Linked DNA regions of Homo sapiens: region 1 is linked to region 2. The links are chromatin loops, found by intact Hi-C in ENCODE. Cell type or tissue: stomach. All regions are shown on one strand. Links, peaks and the distances in the headings refer to the core of each region. The heading gives the core; the rest is flanking DNA. Region 1 overlaps TBL1XR1 (TBL1X/Y related 1). Region 2 overlaps TBL1XR1 (TBL1X/Y related 1).

Region 1 (12,586 bases), core at 3,096-11,095, 110 kb after region 2:
AATTTAGTTTGCATCGTCTTCACTCGATTTGAGCGAGCATTTATTGCCCTGTGGGGGATGGATGTTGATCTCTTCACAGTTTTTTTTTAAAACTATACTTTGATACTTGGGCTGTTATCAATCACATATTTCTGCTTCCTGAACAATCTTTTGGACATTTTTACTCTAGCCCTTCCAGAGAATTGACTGAGTATAACCAATCCATGGACACAAGTTTTGATTTACTTACTAGTCTGAGTTACGTAGGATTTTTTTCCCTCATGAGGAACCAAGGAATAACCACATCTTCTTCTAATACAGTGTTTCATAAACATTACTGTGGGTAGTATTTATTACCCTGGCCTCCTTTTCTCTTTGTTCTTCCTATAATATTTGAGTTTTAAGCAGAGTTCCTATCTATTCAGGTGATTAACTGTCCTTGTAAAGCTTTAGCATGTGTTCCACTCTTTGAGATTCTTAGATGAAACCCCGTCTCTACTGAAAATACAAAAAATTAGCCGGGCACGGTGGCGGGTGCCTATAGTCCCAGCTGCTCGGGAGGCTAAGGCAGTAGAATGGCGTGAACCTGGGAGGCGGAGCTTGCAGTGAGCCGAGATCGCACCACCACACTCTAGCCTGGGCAACAGAGCAAAACTCTGTCTCAAAAAAAAAAAAAAAAACAGATTCTCAGAACATGTCTGTTCCAAAGCTAGAATAAGTAGTTAGTTTTAGTTGATAAAGTCTCATTAGCTTTCTATTGTAATACAGATTCCTATTCAGACACACTCAGTATTTTATGCTAGTCAGACAGATTTTGACAGATCTTGATTTTAGTTTATTTTTATTTATTTATTTATTTTTTTTTTGAGACGGAGTCTTGCTTAGCTGCCCAGGCTGGAGTGCAGTGGTGCAATCTCAGCTCACTGCAGCTACCGTCTCCTGGGTTCAAGCGATTCTCCCATCTCAGCGTCCTGAGTAACTGGGATTACAGGCACCTGCCTCATGCTGGCTAATTTTTGTATTTTAGTAGAGATGGGGTTTCGCCACGTTGGCCAGGCTGGCCCTGAACTCCTGACCTCAGGTGATCCACCCGCCTCGGCCCCCCAAAGTGCTAGGATTACAGATGTGAGCCACCGCACCTGGCCAATTTTTATTTTTCGTGTCTGACTTTCTAATTCTTTGCCAGACTGACATTGCTTTACCTTAAGTTCTGTGACTGATTACTGCTTAGTTATTGAAAATATGTACCAGAAGTATGACCTATCTTCTTATCTCTTAGCATTTTCATTTCTTGTCCTTCTTTGTTCCCCTGTTGATATACCTTGACTGTAATTTATTCAGTTATTCCATACATATTTATTATTTCCTAGGATATGTATTTTTATGTTTTAGAAGGATCTTAGTTATAATCTGTGTAAATAATCACTTTTATACATTTAGGAAGTTGAAGTCAATGTCTGTGGGCAATGAGGCAGCTCATCAGAGGTCTTTTGGGTATAAAAAGAAATAAATTTGTAGCTAATGACTCTTGGACTTAAATCAAAGTGACTCATCATATAATGGATGCTAGTTTACTGCTTTCAAGCCTCAAGAGCTTTGCTGAGACTTTTAAAAAATTGCTTAATTGAGATTATGAGTCAGTGTTCCCTATCATCAAATAAACAACAAATATTCTGTTTTTTAAAAAAGCATTTTGTGAAAACCATTCTTACCTGTGGGCTATACAAATATAGGTGACAGGTTGAATTTGACATACAGGCTGTAGTTTGCAGATCCCTGGCTTAGATCACAGTTGAAACCAGTTTGATACTAGAAGTCTCAGTTAACTAATGAATAATTGATTTGGTGTGTTGTTTTTCCTTCCTTCCTTCCTTCCTTCCTTCCTTCCTTCCTTCCTTCCTTCCTTCCTTCCTTCCTTTCCTTCCTTTTCCTTCCTTTCCTTCCTTTCTTTCCTTTCCTTTCTTTCTTTTCTTTCGTCAGAGTTTTCCTCTGTTGCCCAGGCTGGACTGCAGTGGTGCGATCTCGGCTCACTGTAACCTCCACCTCCCGGGTTCAAGCAATTCTCATTCTTCAGCCTCCCGAGTAGCTGAGATTACAGGCCTGCGCCACCATGCCTGGGTAATTTTTTTGTATTTTTTTTTGTAGAGATGGGGTTTCACCATGTTGATCAGGCTGGTGTCAAACTCCTGACCTCAGGTGATCTGCCTGCCTTGGCCTCCCAAAGTGCTGGGATTATAAGTGTAAGCCACCATGCCCAGCTGGTGTACTGTTTTTTTTATGTCTTTATATGTTGGTGTTTATAAAGGTTGATAAGTCTTAATAAACATCATGTGCAGTAGGTACTGAAATATTTCTTAATGAGATGAGCTTATTGTTTTCCCTTTTCCTGATTCCTGGAGATGTCTGTCTGAGATCTGACCCTGATTTTGGTCTTCTAATACATTTTTTAGGCCTATAAAAATGCTTTCTTAAAAATTGCTTTATGACCTCATACTCTCAGGTAGCTTGCAAGGTTCCTATATACAACTCTGTGACATATACTGACTCACGTCTTTGAAGTTTAGAAGTAGAGGAGACTGTCTGATTCCATTTTCTCATTTTATAGATGACACAGAGACCCAGAAAATTTGCATCACTTGTCTAAAATCATATAGGCCATCCAAGATGTTATTTTTAATTTACATCCGAGCTCTGGATTCCAATGAAAGAGAGAAGGAAAAGTAATTTAAGTTCGTCACATCTAAGTTATAATTATACTTTAGTTTTGGACTAAGTTATGTTTGTAAGATAAAGTAATTTCGATTACACATTTGACTTTAGATCATGCAAAGAGTGTCCAGATCTCTTAAAAATGTGCTATAGCTAGGAGATTTAAGAAGATAATCTTATTTCTTTCTTTGTGTCCATAACTCTTTCACTGTTTTTTTCAGTCATCTAGATTTAAAATTATGTAATCGAGGATCACAGTTGGGCCCTGGCTTCAAGAATGGAATCAGAAAAGAATATGCTGTCTGTCTTGATTGAGGGTGACATTTAAAGTAGTACTTTGATGTGTAGGAGAACTAGGAGAGGATTAAATATTTGGAGCAGTAGTTGTCCAGCGAGTATATGCTGAACTGAGTTTTGTGATGCTGAAAATGCTGTACATATTCAGCTCACTGAATAGTCGTAGCTGGATTGCCTCACTAGTCCTGTGTTTTTGTAATATTTGCTGAATTATTGGCTACAAAGTTATGCAGTAAAATGATATTTCATGGTGAACATTTACAATATTAAGCGAACTTTTGAATATAGCCACCAATTGGCTAAATATTAAGACTAATTTTGGATTTGCTTTTGGCTACATTAATATAGCTATGGTTTGAATTAAGTAGTTGATTGCCTATAAGTGATTGGAATTTTAAATAAAAGCTTTTATGAGTATACAAGTGATTTCTGAGAGGAGGAAAGTTACAAAGATCTAATTTTTGGGAGGATCTCAGTTAATATTTAAGAATGAGTAAATATGATCAGGTAGAATATACAAATAAATCCTTTGTGAATTTAGGAAGTGTCTATTTTGAATATCCTGTTTATTTAATAAGCCATAAGCTCTTTGAGGGCAGGACTTCATTTATGCATGATATACTCTTCATCAGGCCTGATACCTGGGTGGTGAAGTGTAAAGACTGGATGAGTGTCTCAGTGCTGTTTTGTGACCTAGTTTAAAGACAGTTGTTCTAAAAGATACCAGAATGGAGGAACTATAGTGGTAAGTCTTCTTGTGTACTCTTTGAGATCTGATTCCTAGTATTTAGTACTCATGCGGGCAGGGGAAGACTACATCACATCCTAGAGCGTTCATTTGGCTATATAAATAAACCATAATGGACAAGTTCTAAGTTCTGCAAAGCCTTATTAAGTCCACTCATGAAGTAGTGGCATTTTCTCTAATTTCACTCTTTGGCACATAGGCTTTTAAGTTGTTTTAGAAGTAAGCCTTTCAAGGTCTTTTTCCTTTAAAAAAAAAACTTAATTGCCGGGAACTAATATAGCACTATGATCAATTAAATAATCAGTTTATAGCAGTTTGGACAGATAACTTTCCTGCTCTTATTTGGTATTTTTTATTATGACTTAAAAATATACCAGCAATATATATTTATTGCAGGAATTTTTAAAAGCAATAATTTATATCATTTTGATTTGTATTTTTCTTTGCCCTGGAATGCATTAGGTGGTGCTGGAAGCATCACTTGTTACTAGTTTCAGCTGGGAAATTGATGGCCTTTGCTAATCAGAATGAGCATTGTGAAAAACCTTTGCAGGTTGGATACTTTCATCCAAGTTTTGGACTGAATGATATTAGGGGAAAAGAAAATTTACTGTTTCTTTGTCAGTCTGTCTCAGTTGGATTCCACCTAGCCCATCTCATTTTGGGAAATCCTAAAAATAAAATAGTTGCTAATTGTTCCCCGTGACAAACATATTCATGATTGATCAAATTATGATTTAATTTCTTATAATTTTATCATGGATGGGGTTGGATGTTTTGTTTTTAAAGTCATTCAATTTAGCATGCCTTCAGAATTGACTGTGCCTGCTATGTGTGCCGAGCACAATACCGCACCTTACTGGTGGTTAGGCTAAAGTTGAGGAAGGTGTCCTGCCAGAACATTTACCATCTAGTGTACTATAGTACATCTAGACCAGTGCCCTGGGCCAGTATCCTCAAAAGAGTATTTGACTTATTCCATTAAGCATGTAATAAACATTCAGGTTATATAAAGTTAATTGTACTCTTTGAATTAATTTTTTTGGTGAAGAGGGTACCTTTTCTTTAGATGAAGATATTGTAATTGTCACTCTTCCTCTGTGGTTTCCCATCTCAGTAATTGACAGTACCAACCGTTCAGTTGTCCAGAGAGAAACCTTTGATTCTTTCCTTTTCCTCAACTATGCCTCAACTATGCATCCAGTCAGTTACCATTGAGTCTACCTTCTAAATATTTTTGGAACCCCAGTGTTCCTCTGTGACAGTCCAGGATTTAGTCTTCTCCTGAGTTACTGCAATATTTTCCTAATTTGGCTCCCTAATTCCTCTTACTCCAATCTAGCTTCTTTATAGTCTGTGCTTTTCCCTGCTCTTCCTGAAACTGTTTAATGGATTTGTTTTCTCTTAGTGCTGCCTTGAAGGTCCTCCTGAATATAGTTTCTGCCTGCATTTCAAGCCTTACTCGTCTCTGTCCTCACTCATTCCTTCCACACCTGCTGCAGCTCATGGGATGCTTCTGTTCACTCCCTCCCTTCCCCAAGCACCCTTGTTTTCGTGCCCCTCCTTTAGTCTGAATACCAAGGACACTCCTTCTAAATGTGTTCCTAGACTGCTAACTTTAGTTAGGGCTTCTTCTGTGTGTGTCCACTAGAAAATTGTCATTGCCTCCCATTTGTCTTTCTCCCTATGACAAGCTTGATGGGTGGTACTTAGTCACCACTTTGTCCTCAATGTAGGGCAGTAGCAGTTTGTCACCTGGTAGCCTACTCAAATGCTTGTTAATTTTTGATTTTTTTAAAAAATCTGCTAACTGTATCATAAAGAAATCCATGATGTGGCAGGACAACCAGCATAGTTCCACGTTAGATATTTCTTTATGCTGAATAGATGTGAATATATCATTTTTAAAGAGGAATTGGCAAACTACACTCTGTGGACCAAATCTAGCTCGCTTTCCTTTTATAAGAATCACAAGCAAAGAAAGGTCTTTACATTTTTATAAGTGCTTAGGAAAAAAAAATCAGAAGAATAATACTTTATGATACAATGATATTATGAAATTCAAATTTCAGTGTCCATAAGTTGAGTTTATTGGAACACAGCCACACTCGTTTGTTTACATATTGTGTGTTGCTGCTTTTGCACCACACAGCAGAATTGAGTAATTGTAACAGGCTGTATGGCTGATAAAGCCTGAAATATTTATTGTTTGGCTCTTTATATAAAAGTTTCCTGACCTCTCCTTTCAGTCATTTCTGTGACATGAGGACAAATAAGTATAATTAGATATATTTGAGTCATGCCTCAGTTTTCTTTTTTCCCCCACTTCGTGTTAAGGTTTAAGTATGTCCAGTAAGAAAGCATCATTTGAGTTTTGGGAACTGTATTCCAGCCTATCTCATACATACCTAGAGCTTTTTGAGACTTGAACATTACAGATGAGATGGTGAGAAAATAGAGACTTCATATCCTGCCAAGTTTCATAGATAAAACTGGAGTGGATAACTCATGGTTCTACCCCACCCAATGGTCTTTTCCCAAGTAACTGATATTCTTTTTTAACTAAATCAGCCTTCTTGCAAATAACTAATATTTTTTATTTTTAAAATTTACTTCTTTTTACAGTTAAGGAGAAAAAGTGAGCAACATTTTATGCTATTTGATAAAATCATTAAAATATTATGCTAAAGCCCTCTAAAAAATTTTGTTTTATTTTTGCCAGTATGTTACTTTGAAGAAAAATAACACCAGCCATGTTTTGGTTGTATAATCATTTTCCTAACTATTGGAAGCAACTTTGTCAGGTTTTATTATTAGGCAATGTAGAACCTTCGTTTTACATCATTTAATAAAATCAAATGGTTTTTACAACATTGTTTACATCTTGTTTAAAAATATTTTACTGAGAAAATAATTAACTTTGTTTTATTTTTAGGGTTATATCCTGTGTTGTGACCTCATGGTTTAAGTGGGAATAAAGATGAGTATAAGCAGTGATGAGGTCAACTTCTTGGTATATAGATACTTGCAAGAGTCAGGTGAGTACTTTTATAAAGTAAATAGGCCTCAAATTATTTTAATATTCTCAAAATAATCTTTTATGCATTTGAAATTTGTATCAGTCCAAACCGTTGAACTTTGTATGTTTTCTTAATGTCTGGACTGCCATTTTAAAGCTATGTTTTACTGCATGGTTTAACTCTCTGACTCTTTCAAATATGTTGCAAACAAGGCAATTATTTGTAACAGTTTGGCTTTCGTTGTTCAAAGACCATTTTTATAATCTGTTATGAGGTGAGATTATTGCATATGTAGTAGGAACATAAAAACTTTTAGCCACCATCAGTTTGATAATGTATATCCAGAATTCTCAATTAAATGTTGTTGGTCCTAATTGTAGTTAGTATTTTGGAAATTAAATTAACAGTATTTTCCTAGAATGCTTTCAAAATTATTATTTGAATTAAGTGTATCCTTGATCTGAATTGTTATTATTGTAATGGGAGTAATTATAAATAGAAATCATTGAAAGCCATTTGCAACTAATATTAAATCAATCAGTGATCTTCCAAGTTTTATTGATAGATAAAACAGAAGGAATACTGCAAGGGGAAATGTGGATGGATTAAGCAAAAATTTAAAAGTAGAAGAGGGAACATGGTTGGGTATGGGTGGAGGTATAGGATGGTGAGAAAGATTAATTGCAATGGAAATGCCGATTGCTACTAAAAAATGAAAGCATTTGGTGATTTTAAATGTCATGGTCTAGAGATTGAATTTTAGAAATTATACCTTAAAGTTACTGTAATGTTTTAGCAGTAAGGTGAGGTGCCCCATAAAAAAGATAATTTTGGTAGTCAAGTGTGAGGGAGGATGGAAGGATAAAGTAGAGGTCTAAGCTTGTAGAATATTGAGCCCCCAGTTTATGGTTTTGAGACTTGAATCATTCTTCTTGTATGGCATAGTTAGTTGTCCTTTCCTATGCAAGGAATACAAACATGGCTTTCGGTCTGAGAGCCTGTTGCTTGCTGAGATGTTCCCAGCTGTTCTTCAGTGCTGAGCATTTTTTGGGGGTAGGGGTTTTCTATTCCCAAGCACCATCACTGCCCCTCTCTGAGGTGTAACAGCTGTGAAAGTGATGTCCAGAAGGACAGGGAGGGAAAGAGAGATTAGTATCCAAGCCCACAGAGAATAATTTATAATGAAGCTTTGAAGTTAATAGCTCTTGTTTTGTTTTCTTTGTTTAAACTGGTAGACTGGTACTGAAGGCAGATCTAAAGAATGTTTTGAATAAGATAAAATGATTAATAAAGTGAAAAAGTAGTGACTAGTGATTGTTACGTATGTAACTTGTAAACAAGTTTAACAATTTCAAATACTTGTGTTTGAAAGTTGTGTAGCACTTTCAACCCAAATGGAAAAAATTTGTTGGGTTAAAGCAAACTCTTCTTTCTGCTTTTAAATTTAATCACCTTTTAAGCCAGAGCTTTGAGACTTTTGGACACTGGAGCAAAAACCATTGTGAAGGATCAGTAGATGGGAAATATATTGTAAAGGCTTGTTGGTGTATGGTAAAGACAACTATTTAGGTTGAGCCATATAAAATTACTGCTTTTGGAAGTTAGAAACAGTTGAATAGCTCAGCACTACCTTGTCGTTCAGTGGTGTTAATGAGAGCAGTAATATTTTTCTTTTTCTAAACAAAAGTCCACAAATTGATACTTGATGTTACTGTAAGAAAACAGTAAAAAGGAGCAGTAAAATAATATTCTCGGTTAATTTCTGAACGAGTAGATTAAATATTATCAAAAGTTGTGGGTTTTTTTGTTTGTTTGTTTTTTGAGACGGAGTTTTGCTCTTGTTGCTCAGGCTGGAGTGCAGTGGCGTGATCTCGGCGGCGGGTTCAAGCGATTCTCCTGCCTCAGCCTCCCAAGTAGCTGGGATTCTAGGCATGCACCACCATGCCTGGCTAATTTTGTATTTTTAGTAGAGTTGGCATTTCTCCATGTTGGTCAGGCTGATCCCAAACTCCCGACCTTAGGTGATCCGCCCGCCTTGGCTTCCCAAAGTGCTGGGATTACAGGCATTACACCCGGCCCAAAAGTCTTCTTAAACTTGCTTTTCTTCTTAGAGAAAAAACCCTTCAAAATTCCATGTTTTAAGGTGTTTTATGTTGAAATAAAAATAAACCAAGAATTAAAAAAAAATTTGTATGGTAGACTGATATATCAAGTTCTCCATAATTGTTTAGTATGTTCTTAGGTGTCCTTTGTGTATTCTTTAGAAAGTTTTAGACTTTACAGTGTAGTGGTGATGCTAAATCACATCTCTAAAAATGTGAAAATCAGTCCCTTGGTAAAAATTGTAACTTCCTGTTTACATTATGATTTATAGGGAAAGATCAGACTCAACTGATGACATTTTGACTTATGGCAGTTTTCCCAGGACTGCAACTTGCCATAAATTTAAGAACTGCTTATGTTAAGAATTCTGAAGTTTGAGCCTCTGACTACCTGCATCAGAGTCACACTGAGTGGGGCCTGGGAATCTGCATTTTACAAATGCCCCAGGTGATTCTTTTGGCTTAATAAAGTTTGAAAGCCACTGGTCTATATTAGTTGTAGGACAATTAGAACTTGACAAGACAATTGGCAAGCATTTAGCATATTCACAATATCTTGACAGAAAAATTATGCTGAGTATTCAAGATAAAGTAGAAAACATGGAATACATGTACATCTGCTGAGGTTTGGGCTATGAGAGCATATCCTAAAGAGGGGCTGCCACTGAAAGTGTATATTTGTGTTTGTGGGTCAGGCGGAATAATGAGATAGCAGAAATAATGAGGCGTTTTTATGTCTTAAAGGGTGCCATGAGATATTTATTTGAAATTGCATCCAGAAATAGGATATGGAAGAGAGTTTGAGAATGTTATAGTTCTGTGAACTCAGGACAGGGTTCAGATAGAACTCAGAATCTCACTCATAACAAATGCCCATAGTAGCTTTAGATCTGGGCACTTGCCACTTATTCCAAAGCTTTTTTTTGGTTCTGATCTCCAATTATACTTAAATGTGGCTACTTTTGCAATAGGTCCTAATTCAGAATCACCAAGTACAGTAATGTCTGGGTTGTTTTGGGGATTCATCATATTTATCACCACAACCTACAAATGATACTTATTGAGAATTAGTCATTCAGTATCTAAGAAATGCGATATAAATTACTCTTAGGTTATAACTATGTTTCTTGAAAGATCTAAAGTAATACCGAAGAAACTGGAATCTTTATACTGCTGCTTTCCCTGCAATAGAGCACTGAATTGGATTAGGAGACAGCAGAAAAGGAACATCGTGGCAAAGGAAGTATTTGTGCAGGGACATTCAAAGGACTGGTTTGTGAAGACTTCCAAAAAGCAAAACTAAAATTTCCGCCTGGCCTGTCTCATTATCAAAGACTGTCCAAAAACACATTATGAAAGTTTTTATGTTTTGATAAATATGTGGTTTAGTAATACTTTTTTTATGTAAGAACTTTTAACATTTGTTCTCTGCATATTGTTCAGTGTTGACTGTGTTATCTATCTGCAGGGGGAAAATCACTTAAATTGTTTTAGGCTTAAATATTTTTTACTGTTGTCAATACTATAAGATACTATCTGTTGAAAGTTTCCCACCTCCAAAATTACATAAATTCTCAGATTCATTTTTCTCACCTATAAAATACGTTGCTGTGGAGAAGGGATTTACATTGTGATATTCAGCCTCAAATATTTGATGGACATCTCTGTTTTAAATAAGCCATCCCTCAGACTCATCAAAACTAATTAAAGAAAAATATATTTATTGTAGGGTTTTTATTAACTATTGTAACTTTTATTTTTTGCAATTTTATCACTAGAAAGTTCACCCTACGCAAATTACTTTGGTCCTCACCATTCTGCCTTTTTATGAAGTGGACTTCCCTATTCAACAAATATTTCCTAGGGAATAAAATGATTTTTTTCTCTTTAGAGATGACTTGAAAACTGAGCGTATTTAATATATAATACTGTAAGTAACGATTAACTTGATTCAAAAGTATTGTTCCTTTAATTAGTGTTTGCCCAGGGGCATTAATTTCATTGCCCTAATAACTTATCTAGCAACCATATGCAGATAAATACTTAGTGGTACATGCCAAGTTGCATATAGTAGAACCTGATACAGTGTTAATTTTAGAGGCACTAAGCTGGTTTGGACCTTTTTAATCTCTCCCCCACCTTTTGCGTCACCATTGACTTCTTTAGTTATTTGCAGTTGTGGTTTGAATAGTTTCTGGCAGTTATTTTTGAACTTTCTGACACCTGGTTTTCTTATAAGACAACCTGTTTTCTATAAGAAGATGTCATTTTATCCAGCTTCAGTTGTATATTTGCTTTAGGGAAAGAATTCTTGATACTAGGTTTAACTATTACATGTCTAAGAGCTCTGTAACTTCTCCATTTATATTGTACTTGACTGTTGGAAGCTATGAAACAGTTGCATCTTATAATTGAACGACTTAACTGGAATTGCAAAATCAAAATGTCCTTGTTACTAAAATGAGTAACTTTCTAGATAGTGATTCTGAATATTATTACTTTTTAAAAATTTATTTAAAAATAACCGATGTTGCATACTGTCTCCATTTTTAAGAAAGGTGATATATAAGAAGGAAATATATAAAATCTGTATTAGGGTTCTCTTGAGGGACGTAACTAATAGGATATATGTATATATGAAAAGGAGCTTATTAGGGGGAATTGACTCACACAATCACAAAGTAAAGACCCACAATAGGCTGTCTGCAAGTTGAGGGGCAAGGAAGCCACTGGTGGATCAGTCCAAGTCCCAAAACCTCAAAAGGCGGGAAGCCAACAGTGCAGCTTTCCATCTGTGGCCAAAGGCCCGAGAACCCCTGGTAAACCACTGGTGTAAGTCCAAGAGTCCAAAAGCTGAAGAACTTGGAATCTGATGTTCGAGGGCAGGAAGCATCCAGCACGAGAGAAAGATGAAGGCTGGAAGACTCAGCAAATCTAGTCTTTTCTATGTTCTTCTGCCTGCTTTATCCTAGCTGTGCTGGCAGCTGATTAGGCGGTTCCCACCCAGATTGAGGGTGGATCTACCTCTTCTAGTCCACTGACTCAAATGTTAATCTCCTTTGGCATACTCTCACAATTATATCCAGGAACAATACTTTGTATCCTTCAATCCAATCAAGTTGACAATATTAACCAGGATGATATATAAGAAGGATAATACATGTAGGCTTCAAGAGTTTGGTTTATGAAGGATCTCCTTATCTCTCTTGCACCCTCCCTCCCTCCATTTTTTCCCCCTAACTTTTTCAATGGGATTTTCCATCTCCTTAGAAATACAGGCCTTGTACCATACCATTTGTTTTTTGAGATGATTATTACTTCAAATGTTATATTTGTAAAATCACAAGTCAGAACCATATACTATTATTTTTTAATTTAGAAAACGTGATCACAGTAGGCACAAACTAACCTTTATGTATAACATTAAAGCTCTGACCTGTACTACCATGTAACATATAGCTCATTCATTCATTTTTTTGTTTCATTGTAGCAGTTTCACATTAGGTCTGTAATGGCTAATGAATATTACAGTGCAGTTTCTTTGTTGACTCAGATAAAGGTAACTGGGCCATTCCTTCCTATGTACCTTATGCCCAGTGCCATTTATGAACAGACATTACCAGTGTATTCGATGGAGTCAGGTTGAAGTGGTTATCAGTAATGTGCTTCTAGTCATGAAGAACTGCAGTGAAGAGAGCTCAGCGTCTGGTATGTCCGCCTTCAGTCTGCCT
Region 2 (12,586 bases), core at 2,378-10,377:
TCATGACTGGGTCCTTAGACCAGTGGTGAATCAGTGATGATTTTTTTTTTTTTTTGAGCCACAGTCTTGCTCTGTCTCATCCAGGCTGGAGTGCAGTGGTGCGATCGGCTTACTGCAGCCTCTGCCTCCAGGGTTCAAGTGATTCTCCTGTCTCAGCCTCCTGAGTAGCTGGGACTACAGGCATGTGCCACCATACCTGGCTAATTTTGTATTTTTAGTAGAGACGGGATTTCACCATGTTGGACAAGCTGGTCTTGAACTCCTGACCTAAGGTGATCCACTGGCCTCTGCCTCCCAAAGTGCTGAGATTACAGGCGTGAGCCACCGCACCTGGCCAACTGGTGAATTTTGAATCCTATCCAAGCTTGATACTTAGAAAATAATTTAGTGCAAACTTTAGGAGGTTTTGGTTGTCCAGAAGTACTACATTTTGTCTTATTTCAAAGGTATTGCTTTGCCAAGGGTTTGGACATTAGGTGAATATTGGGGTTCTCATAGTGGTTGACTTTAATAATTATAGTATTTGGCACAATGGGATTTGTGGAACTATGGCTTCTGATACTGCACCGATCCTGTCATGACTTACAAACTTAGATGTATGTGTTATTGATGTCAAGGTGACAGATATATTAGATTTTAATGCTATTTTTGGTTGCAGTTGGTGTCATTTGCAATTGTGTCACTTGCAGCTTTTTGTTGGCTATTTAGTTTACCAGTAAAGGGGCTTGCCTTCTAGTTGTGCTCATTTTCAACTTCAACTGGAGCAACCTCAGAGAAAGGGAGCACCTGTTTTGGTGCACAGAATTGTGCTGCACTGTGACTTTGACACTAGCCTTCCTTTGAGGGCACTGTCATGGCCCTCTTCTCAGCAGTAACAGGAGACTAGGTAGGAGAGTCTTTGTCTCATTTTTGGCAGTGAACTCTCAGTATGTTACTGTGGTGAAGAGCTGGTCTCGAGCTCCTGACTTCAGGTGATCCACCTTGCCTTGGCCTCCCGAAGTGCTGGGATTACAGGCGTGAGCCACCATGCCCGGCCGATTAGATGTTTCAAGAAAAAGAAGATTGTACCTTTCTTAAAAATAAAGTTTTTTGGTCGGGCGCAGTGGCTCATGCCTGTAATCCCAGCACTTTGGGAGGCTGAGGTGGGTGGATCACCTGAGGTCAGGAGTTTGAGGAAAAAATTCGCAAGGTGTAGTGGCGGGTGCCTGTAATCCCAGCTGCGGAGGCTGAGGCAGGAGAATCACTTGAACCCGGGAGGCGGAGGTTGCAGTGAGCCAAAATCGCACCACTGCACTCCAGCCTGGGTGAAGGAGTGAAACTCCGTCTCAAAAAAATTTTTGCTTTCCGGAGTGGAATCCCTACTTTTCTCCAGGCAACACTGCTCTGGTTGACAACTGACAACTGCTTTATCAGTCACTTCAAATATATATGTTAAATTTTACACAAACGTTAACATGGATTCTCACTAAAAATCCATATGGCACAACACAGGGTATGTATACATGCAGAAATAACTGAAGGGTTATCAGGAACTTATGCACACACATTTTCTGTACTCTTCATTTAAAAACATGCTTTTATAAACCTAAATGAATTTTATTACTTAATTTTATTCAGTGAATTTAGAAAATACTCGTTCAAAGGAGTATAGAATTGTACTTTTCTACTTTTATGGATTTAGAGTCAGTACTCAGAAACGTCGACGTTCTGAATGACAGAGCATGGATGAGTTACATTTATTGGTGCTAATGTCTTTAGGTTGTATTCTGAAGCTGTATGAGGATTCTGAAGTTATGGTGCCTCAATTTTGTAAGGCATACATAAGAAGTAAGATACAAATGATAAGGAATTTTGATTGCTCTTAAATGTAAATTTAAGAGTTTTGGAGGGAAAATCTGAACAGCTGTAGCTTAGGAACCCTGAATGCTTCTCATAAAGGACAGTACTTAGAAGAATGACCATTATATAAAGTTTCTTATATCCCATTAGAGAAGAAGTTTGGATAATTATATTGTTTTAAAAAAATTTACATGCCATAACATGTTGCCTGCATGAAGTTACACTATTTGATTGAAGATTAAGCATTAGGCTTCTTTCCGTGACAGTCTTAAATTAACATCCTTGCCAATGATGACCACTAGTCATGTGTTTCTAGCACAGGCCTCTCCTTGATTGAGAGTTATTTGTTGCCTCATCTCACTAGGCAGAGATCCTTCCTTGAAAACAGGTCTCTCTCACCCATCTTGACCCTCAGCATCTGGTACAGTGCCTGGCACTCTTTAGCCTTTCCATTGTTGAGTTGAATCCTATGAGGCTCTGACTGAGGTATACGTTTGCTAGTACAGTAGACTCTTGTTGCTTTTGTGAGTGATTCACATATACAAAACTGGAAAGGAGATACATCCAGTTTCACAAATTAATTGTCCTTAGAACTTACTGTGTTCCTGCTGTCAGAGTTTTCTTCTTTTTCTGAGACAGGATCTTACTCTGTCACCCAGGCTGGAGGGCAGTGGCACGGTCATGGCTCACTGCAGCCCTGAACTCCCCGGGCTCAGGTGGTCCTATCACCTCAGCCTCTTGAGTATCTGGGACTACTACGCCACCATTCCCGGCTAATTTTTGTGTTTTTTGGTAGAGATGGGGGTCTCACTATGTTGCCCAGGCTGGTCTTGAACTCCTGGGCTCAAGTGATCCACCTGCTGTAGCTTCCCAAACTGCTGGGATTACAATAGGCATGAGCCACTGGGACTGGCTGTGCTGTAAGAATTTTGAGGGTCTGCTTGATAACCTGGCACCCTGCTCTTTGGTTTTTGTCATCTGCAGAATCCTTTTGGCTTGAAAACAGTGTAGAACTTGCTAGGGGAAACAAGGAATATACTCAAAATGTGGGTAAAAGATTCAAAGACCTTGGCCTGACCGTAGCAGTTAAACCTGAATTGGGGTGTTATTTGGGCTTGCCCACTTCTTCCTGATATTTATGTATTCTGCAGTCTCTTTAGACCCTTCATCATGTGTGTGTTTTTTTTTTTTTTTCCTAACTTGAACCCTTACGTTTACCTGATACTGGCATATGATTCTTGCCTGGCTTTTTTTCTGATTCATGGTCTTGCATACCCAGTCCATACATCTACTGCTGCCCTTCTCTTTGACTGTGGTTTTCCCTCAGAGGTCAAAGGATGTGTATACTCTGTGTCCTTTGTCTCTTTAAACCAGTTGCACAAGTGATTCTGTGGCCCAGATTGGTTCTTCCGACCTCCTCCTCTCCTGATCTGCTAGCATGGAATCTATCACAATCTAGCATGGGGACATCTTGTATTTTCCCGTGTTTTCTACTGTTGAGTGTAGGCTGGCAGAGGCGTTCTTTTTTTTTTTTTTTAAGACGGAGTCTGGCTCTGTCACTCAGGCTGGAGTGTGGTGGCATGCTCTTGGCTTACTGTAACCTCCACCTCCCGGGTTCAGGTGATTCTCATGCCTCAGCCTCCTGAGTAGCTGGGATTATAGGCGTGTGCCACCACACCTGGCTAATTTTTGTATTACTAGTAGAGATGGGGTTTCACCGTGTTGGCCAGGCTGGTCTGGAACACCTGGCCTCAAGCGATCCACCCACCGTGGCCTCCCAGAGTGCTGAGATTACACCTGCGCCAGTTCAGATTTTCATTTAATGACAATGAGTTGCGACAAGACAGAGTTGGAGAATAGAGGAGGTTCAGAGTTGGAAGAAATGGGAGTAGGTGATGGCAACACCGAGTTGTCAGAGTGAGCTGAGGCAACATCCTCTACTTCTAGCTCACTGATGAAAATATCCAGGATAGCGGGTCTGGGGTCCAGTGCCATGGGTCACGCCTCTAATCCTAGTACTTGGTGGTAGGCCGAGGTGGGTGGATCACCTGAGGTCAGGAGTTCAAGACCAGCCTGACCAACATGGTGAAACCCCCGTCTTTACTAAAAATACAAAAAACTAGCAGGGCGTGGTGGCCTGTAATCGTAGCTACTCCAGAGGCTGAGGCAGGAGAATCCCTTGAACCCAGGAGGCAGAGGTTGCAGGGAGCTGAGATCATGTCATTGCACTCCAGCCTGGGTGACAAGAGCAAATCTCCGTCTCAAAAAAAAAAAAATTCCAGGGTAATCTGAGATCTTGGTATTTAGAGACATTTGGTTGGGATGAGGGGTCTTGGTAGATTTGATTCTGTTATCATTTGGAACCTTCCAAAGTAGAGGATGACGCATTTGTTTTTGAGCTACTTTCTAGAAACCAGAATTTACTGTCAGAGAATATAGGATTTTCGGTTTTAAAACTTTGAACTTAAAATGATTGCAACAGTATTTTAGTGATATTCTAAAAAATATTTAAAAATAAAAGTTTAAAAAAGTCGTCAGCAGATTAAAAAAACTCCAAGGAGAGTAATATTTAAATGAGTAACATTTTTGTTTTCCTCTGAATGTTGTTAAAACAGACAAGGTACTATTAAATGGGGGGGGGGGGAATGAACGTATTTATGGGCTTTTCCCTTTTTTACCCTTTGTTTACTTGTCTGTAGATTAAAGTAGGTACTTTAATCTTTTGTATCTCTGGGCTCTGTTTCTTGTAGTGGGTATGCTTTTTTTTTTTTTTTTTTTTTTGAGACGGAGTCTTGCTCCGTCACCAGGCTGGAGTGCAGTGACACGATCTCAGCTCACTGCAACCCACGCCTCCCGGATTCAGGCAATTCTCCTGCCCCAGCCTCCCAAGTAGCTGGGATTACAGGCACGTGCCACCATGCCTGGCTAATTTTTTGTATTTTAGTAGAGATAGGGTTTCACCATGTTGGCCAGGATGGTCTCGATCTCCTGACCTCATGATTGCCTGCCTTGGCCTCCCAAAGTGCTGGGATTACAGGCATGAGCGACTGCACCCAGCCTGTAGTGGGTATGTTTTTTAATTTGTTGCTTCTCTACTTGGTTTGTTCCCTTTTTTGTGTCAGATATGCTGGTGAATCTAGCTGCCTCATTTTATCTAGCCTCATTTGCCTTTCTTGCGTTTTCTTCCAGATGATTCATGTGTATTTTGCTAGTAGATATATCGGTTGGTTGGCTCCTTTGTTCTGACAAATCAACATAGAAGTGACTTGTTACAAGTGAGAACTGGTAATGACAGGAACCATAACAGCATGCTAATGGTCTTTGATAAATATGGTGAATGCACATGGTAGAATTTAAAGGTCTTGGTTTGAAGCCCTCCCAAGAGTAGTTGCAACTTTGAGGTTGGGTTTAGGAATAACTTCTGCAACCTTTAGCTTCACTCCTGGGAGAAACTTTGGATACATTTTACCTGCCTCTCTTGAGCTTCAGTTCCCATATTTGCAAAATGCCATGACTTATCTCTTAAGAATTTAGTTAGAATAAAACAGATACCGTAAGTTAAAAGAATACTTGGTTGTGCTCCAGCGTGTGTCTGTATCCGGAATAGGCTCATATGTAATTGGTAAATACGAGAATTATGTCAGTACAACAAGGAGATTGCTCTGGTTCATACGTGATTTTCCCCAGCATATTCATGTTTTGCATCAGGTAACAATAGTCGAGCTCAAAGTACACTAAGAGCTGAATGAAACAAGCCATGGTGGCCACTTGTGAATTCTTCCTGTTGGCCTAGTTTGGCCATGTTTTTAGTCTTTGAAGTTTTTGGAGGGGGTTGTTGTGCGATTCTCCCCCATCTCTTCACAGCCCCAAGTATCTTTTTTTTTTTTTTTTTTTTTTTTGAGACGTAGTTTCGCTCTTGTTGCCCAGGCTGGAGTGCAATGGCGTGATCTTGGCTCACTGCAATTGCCACCTCCCGGCTTCAAGCAATTCTCTTGCCTCCGCCTCCCGAGTAGGTGGGATTACAGGCACCCGCCACCACACCCGGCTAATTTTTGTATTTTTAGTAGAACGGGGTTTCACCGTGTTAGCCAGGATGGTCTCGATCTCCTGATCTCAGGTGATCCACCAGCCTCGGCCTCCCAAAGTGCTGGGGTTACAGGCGTGAACCACTGCGCCTGACTGATAATCAGGTTATAAAAGAAAAGAAACCACAGCAGTTCCATGGGTGAAGAATATTTATACCCTACCCAGTTTGATCCTGGAACCTTTTCCACAACTTGTCTTAAAATATGGTCCCATCTCCTTTATTTTTCCAATAGATCGCTGGATTCCTGTATAATTAGGGCTTCTCCATGTTGGTCAAGCTGGTCTCGAACTCCTGACCTCAGGTGATCCGCCTGCCTGGGCATCCCAAAGTGCTGGAATTACCTGCTTAGTGTGCTTCCTTCACCTGAAAGTTGTATCTTTATTAGGAACTTAATATTAAACATTTTTATTTGTATTTTTATTCACATTGCCTTTGTTAATATTTTGGTTACAAAGTGGCATAGGGATGGTCTTCCTTTTTTTTTCTCATAAAGTGCTTGTTACTTTTAGCATGTGACTGTGTAAAGTCAAGTTTTCCGGGAATGCTTATATTGTTTTATAGAGTGCACAGAAGAAACATTTATACTTATTTTTAAAATCTGGTACTATATTAGATGCCCAGTAAATGTCATTTTCTTCTCTTTCCCCTTCCTTTAAGGGTTTTTGATCACACTCAGTATAAAGTTCAAACATCTTAGCCTATGAGGGTCCCTCCTCCCCAAACTCTGCTGTGCGATCTGGCCCCTGGCCACCTCACAAACCTTATCTTGTTTCACCTTGTTCACCGTGCCCAGCCATTCCAGCTCCACACCCACTGAACAAGCTTATTCCTGTCTCAGCGTCTTAATTACTTTGTTCTTTGCCTCATACTCTGCCCTGAGATTGTTATATAGCTGATTCTTTTATGTCATTCCCTCTCAGTTCCAATGCCAACACCTCAGAGAGGTTACACTGAAATTACTGCCCACCCGCGGCAGTTTTCAGCCATCAGACCCTTATTCTCCACGTTGCAGTTTTGTCTCTCTGAAGTAACTTTGATCATTGTTTTTTTTTTTAAACGTCCCTCCAGAATTTAAACTGCATGAGAACAGGGAGGGGCTCTATTTTATGTGTCATTCTGTCTGCAGCTACCTAGAACAGGACCTAGCAGGTTCGTAATAAATAGTTGAGTGGATTGTTGTCTTAGGTATGTTTTCATGATTAGCTGGTAGTCTTAAATTGGTTCATCCTTATAATTAGAGTACTGGAAATAATTTATTAAAAGGTTAGCATTTAGGGGAGGGTCAGAAGAGGTTTTACTAAATGTTGAAATTTGGAAGCCCAGGGACATATGTGAGTGCCATACTTAAAGATGGCAATCGAGTCAAATAATAGAAAAAACGGGTAAATGGATAATTGATGGACCAATCTGAAAATGTGCTTTGTACTGATGATAATCATAAATGAGAAGTTAATGTTTTATTTTTATTTTTATTTTTTTTGAGATGGAGTCTTGCTCTGTCGCCTAGGCTGGAGTGCAGTGGCGCAATCTCGGTTCACTGCAACCTCTGCCTCCTGGGTTCGAGTGATTCTCCTTCTTCAGCCTCCTGAGTAGCTGGGATAACGGGCGCACGCCACCACACCCGGTTAATTTTTGTATTTTTAGTAGAGATGGGGTTTCACCGTGTTGGTCAGGCTGGTCTCGGACTCCTGACCTCGTGATCCGCCTGCTTTGGACTCCCAAAGTGCATGGGTCAGAACTCCTTTAGTTATATGATAGAAACTTCATGCAAACTTTTGGCTTAAGTTAAAAAGGGTATTCATTGGCATTGGCATATGGAATCCAAAAGTGGACTGATTGATTGGGAAGAGCATTGAGTCAGCTGGGATTTAGGAGCAACCGGAACCAGACCCATTTGGATGCTACCAGTAATCTCTGTCAACAGCCCTGCTATTTTCCTTTTTCAAAAAATTGAGATGGCTTCCCTTTGTTGCCCAAGCTGGAGTAAAGTGGTGCGATCACTGCCTCCTGCAGCCTTGACCTCCTGGGCTCAAGGAATCCTCCCACCTCAGCCTCGTCAGTAGCTGGGACTACAGACGTGCCCCACCATAGCCAGCTAATTTTTAAATTTCTTTTTTGAGACAGAGTTTTTCTTCTGCCCAGGCTGGAGTGCAGTGGCGCAATCTTGGCTCACTGCAACCTCTGCCTCCCGTGTTCAAGTGACTTTGCTGCCTCAGCCTCCTGAATAGGTGGGATTACAGGCATGCGCCATCACGCCTGGCTAATTTTTTGTGTTTTTAATAGAGATGAGGGTTTCTCCATGTTGGCCGGGCTGGTCTCGAACTCCTGACCTCAGGTGATTCACCTGCCTTGGCCTCCCAAAGTGCTGGGATTACAGGTGTGAGCCAGCTTGCCCAGCCATAATCAAACATTTAAATAATATTAGCATTTAAGAAAATTAACCAGTGGCTCACACATGTATTCCCAGTACTTTGGGAGGCCGAGGTGGGTGGATCATCTGAGGTCAGGAGTTCGAGACCAGCCTGGCCAACATGGTGAAATTCCGTCTCTATTAAAAATACAAAAATTAGCCAGGCATGGTGGCGCAAGCCTGTAATCGCAGCTACTCGGGAGGCTGAGGCAGGAGAATCGCTTGAGCCCAGGGGGCGGAGGTGTTGCAGTGAGCCGAGATCGCACCACTGCATTCCAGCCTGGGCGACAGAGCCAGACTCCATCTCAAAAACAAAAAACAAGAAAATTAACAAGTTACATATTCTGAACAACTTATTATTTTATTGATTTTTATTTATTTTACTTTTTAAATTTTCCCCCAGATATCAGTGCTGCAAATTTATTTATTTGTTTATTTTAATTAATTTTTTTTTTTTTTTAGAGACAGAGTCTCGCTCTGTTGCCCAGGCTGGAGTGCAGTGGCGCTATGTGGGCTCACTGCAAGCTCTGTCTCCTGGGTTCACCCGCCATTCTCCTGCCTCAGCCTCCTGAGTAGCTGGGACTACAGGCGCCCACCACCACGCCCGGCTAATTTTTGTATTTTTAGTAGAGATGGGGTTTCACCGTGTTAGTCAGGATGGTCTCGATCTCCTGACCTCGAGATCCGCACGCCTCGGCCTCCCAAAGTGCTAGGATTACAGGCATGAGCCACCGCGCCTGGCCTGAATAACTTATTATTTTAATGCTTCATTAGGTCACCAAAATAAGTAAATGGGTTGCCATGTAGAATAAGCCTTTTGTGACTTAAGATATTTGTTTCTGGATTTCAGTTGCTTCATCCTTAACACGTTATGTTGAATCTCTGAGAGGTTTTTTCTGGACCTAATGTTCTTTAACCCTATGATTGCATATATAATTTAAAAAATTAAGTGTGTTCACCCAAATTACAGGGAGTGTGTACAATACTGATCTCTGCCTGCACTGGTTTTTCTTAAAACATTTGCGTTTTCCAGGCACGTTCTCAATTTTGAATACATTAGTCTCAAAATATTTTTTAGATATCTGAAGAGGAAACTTCTATTTTATTCATTAAACTTGTGAGTTCAGGTGCATTTGTTACATTCTGTTTCATGGAAGAGAGAATTAAAATAATATCACCAAACACATTTTTGAGAATGATTTTTTTTCCTTTAATATCTTTATTTTCATGGTATGATTCCTGAATGTCAAAGCCAATTCTTCAGCAGCTAAGCTTTTATTTTGCTTTGTCTTGGAAATTGTGTACTAAAACTGTGTTTGTTAAGTAGTACAATACAATGTTATTCACATTTATAATCTTCTAAATACTAAAATAAGTTTCAGGAGCTGCTTATATTAAGTGCTAATTGAGAACCAGTGTACATTAAAATAATTTACCATAAAAAATAAGACATGAGAAGAAGGCAGGTGTCAGGGAATAAAGATGCCAAACAGTTTGGTCTTTTCTGGCAAACAGTTTTGTTTATGTCTAGCGTACAGTTTTTAAGTTGGTAAATGATGAGAAGGAGCTGGAAATTGGTAAGCAGGGCTCATATCATAAAGTGACTTCTTTGCTGTGCCTAAGGACATTCTTCTGACCGTAATAGGAACTAGTGAAGGATTTTAAACGGAACGGCAGGATTATGTTTCAACCTTGGATGTGTAGTGTGTGAAGGATGAGATGAGGATTTGGGAGGGAAGGGCCTTAGCTCTGGACAGGGGAGAAAGTTGAGCTGGTAGTAGTGTAATAGGTGTGAATGACACCAGTAATTCTTGGAGTATTGCAAACTAGTTCATGTTTCTGAATTCTGCAAAAAATGCAATTGGAGATTCATAAGAGAGTGGTATTGAAAAGAGCTAAGCATCCGGGTCTCCTTTCTGGCTTGCTACTGCTCCTCTTTTTCTGGGGAACAGGAGTATGAAGATTGGGAGTTTGTTGGGATGGGGAATTAATTTGCTTCTGAATAGCTAATGGACAAAAGCTAAAGCAGGAGGGTGTGTTATGGGAAGTTGCTATTGAGAATGAGGAATCCTTTGTCATCATCATAACCTTTTTTTTTTTTTTTTTTTTTTGAGATGGAGTCTCGCTCTGTCACCCAGGCCGGAGTGCAGTGGCACTATCTCAGCTCACTGCAAGCTCTGCCTCCTGGGTTCACGCCATTCTTCTGCCTCAGCCTCCCCAGTAGCTGGGACTACAGGTGCTTGCCACTCCGGCCGGCTAATTTTTTTGTATTTTTACTACAGACGGGGTTTCACTGGTTAGCCAGGATGGTCTCCATTTCCTGACCTCGTGATCCGCCTTGGCCTCCAAAAGTGCTGGGAGTACAGGCGTGAGCCACCGCACCCGGCCTGTCATCATAATAACCTTAACCAAGGGATAAATAAATTAGATGCTTATTTGAGAATAGTCACGTGAAAAATCGATTGGTATAAGTAGTTCATGAAGTTGCTAGTGGGTGTAATTTTTGAATTTCGGATTAGTCCCTTTTTCATATATTTTGACAACACTTCTAAAGATTTTACATTAATATAAAAGTCATTAGAATTTCTTTGATAACATTGGAGTGTTAATCTGGATTAAATGTATAACTGATTATAATTTAAAAATATTAACTTTTGAAATAATTTTAGATTTACAGAAAGTTGCAAAGTTAGTACAAAGTTCCAGTGTACCCTCACACTGCTTCCTCAGTATTACAGTCTTACCTAACCATGGTGTATTTATCAAACCTAAGAAATGAACATTGGTATAATACTAAACTATAGGTTTTATTTGGATTTCTCCGGTTTTTTCCACGAATGTCTTTTTTTCTGTTCCAATAGCCAATCCAGGTTCTCATGTTGCATTTAGTTTTCTCCTTAGTCTCCTCTGACCTGTGACAGTTTCTCAGTCTTTCCCCTTTTTCATGACCTGGACAATTTTGAAGAGTACTGGTTTGTCTGATATTTGTAATGATTAGACTGAGGTTATGGGTACAATACCATAGAGTTGATGTGCCTGTCTCATCACATCATATCAAACAGGGGACACTTATTGGTATATTTTAATCTTGGTGATGTTAATCTTGTCTCTTGGTTAAGGTAATGTGTGCCAAGTTCCTTCGCTCTGAAATTACTGTTTTTCGCTTCTCAACCTGCTCATTAGAAGTGAGTCTACTAATCTAGCCCTCATGCAAGGCAAAGGGATGTTAAGTTCTACGTACTAGAGGGAAAAGCATGGAAAATTTGTGGACATATGTTAAAATCACCACGGTAATTAAGAAATATGGTGTTTTGTTTTGTTTTGTTTTGTTTGAGATGGAGTTTTGCTCTTGTTTCCCAGGCTGGAGTGCAGTGGCACGATCTCGGCTCACTGCAGCCCCCGCCTCCCAGGTTCAAGCGATTCTCCTGCCTCAGACTGCGGAGTAGCTGGGATTACAGGCATGCATCACCACGCCCGGCTAATTTTGTATTTTTTGTTTGTTTGTGTTTAGTAGATACGAGGTTTCTCCTTGTTGTTCAGGCTGGTCTTGAACTCCTGACCTCAGGTGATCTGCCCTTCTTGGCCTCCCAAAGTGCTGGGATTACAGGCATGAGCCACCGCGCCTGGCCAAAGAAATATGTTAAAACCACTGTGGTAATTAAGAAATACTTTGGGGAGATGCTTTGAGGCTGTGCAGATAGCCATTTTTTTCCTTGAAAGTTTTGTCCAATAATTTTAGCATTCATCAGTGGATCTCATCTGGAGCAATACTTACTATGGCTTGGCTTGGCTTGGCTCGGCTTGGCTCTTCTCTTCCCTCTCCTCCCCTCCCCTCTCCCCTCCCCTCCCCTCCCTTCTCTCTCTCTCTCTTTCTCTCTCTCTCTCTTCTCTCTTTCTTGAGATGAGGGTCTTGCCTTGTCACTCAGGCAGGAGTGTAGTGGTACGATTATGGCTCACTAACCTTCCGATCCTGGGCTCATGCGATCCTCCTGCCTTGGCCTCCCAAAATGCTGGGATTAGAGGCATGAGCCACTGCATCTGGCCGATGACTGTGGTTTTCTAATGGTGTGATTTTTCTAGTTCCCTTATTCCTTTTTACATGCATTAATTGGGTTTTTTTTCTTTACAGGAGATTTGTTCCTTTTCTCCTGTATATTTACTTATTTATTCACTCATTCCATGACTTATGTCAGTGTGGACTTGTGGATATTTTTGTTCTTTGGGTTATAAGGGTTATAATTTTTTTTTTT

Evidence for each region. Hi-C counts contacts between places; a loop is a spot of excess contacts. Peaks named below come from ENCODE experiments on the same cell type or tissue, not always from the same donor. Only the 100,000 strongest peaks of a DNase experiment are listed, where the experiment ranks them.
Region 1: a loop joins it to region 2, with 2.3 times the contacts of the local background. A loop is called at or near these places in 3 of 110 quality-filtered maps.

What each region holds. Positions count from the first base shown.
Region 1 is chr3:177,059,105-177,071,690 of GRCh38, reverse strand. TBL1XR1 (TBL1X/Y related 1) reads left to right here. Exons shown (of 16, transcript NM_024665.7): 3 at 6,669-6,771. The coding sequence starts at 6,714. Among named protein-coding and RNA genes, the nearest start is that of TBL1XR1-AS1, 28 kb to the right of the region's middle. In stomach, for the core only: no CTCF peak of the experiment used is centred there; no DNase peak of the experiment used is centred there.
Region 2 is chr3:177,172,270-177,184,855 of GRCh38, reverse strand. All of the region lies in intron 1 of TBL1XR1 (TBL1X/Y related 1), which reads left to right. Among named protein-coding and RNA genes, the nearest start is that of TBL1XR1, 19 kb to the left of the region's middle. RefSeq lists a silencer at 3,081-3,375. In stomach, for the core only: no CTCF peak of the experiment used is centred there; a DNase peak (open chromatin) is centred at 6,735; H3K27ac peaks cover 420 bases.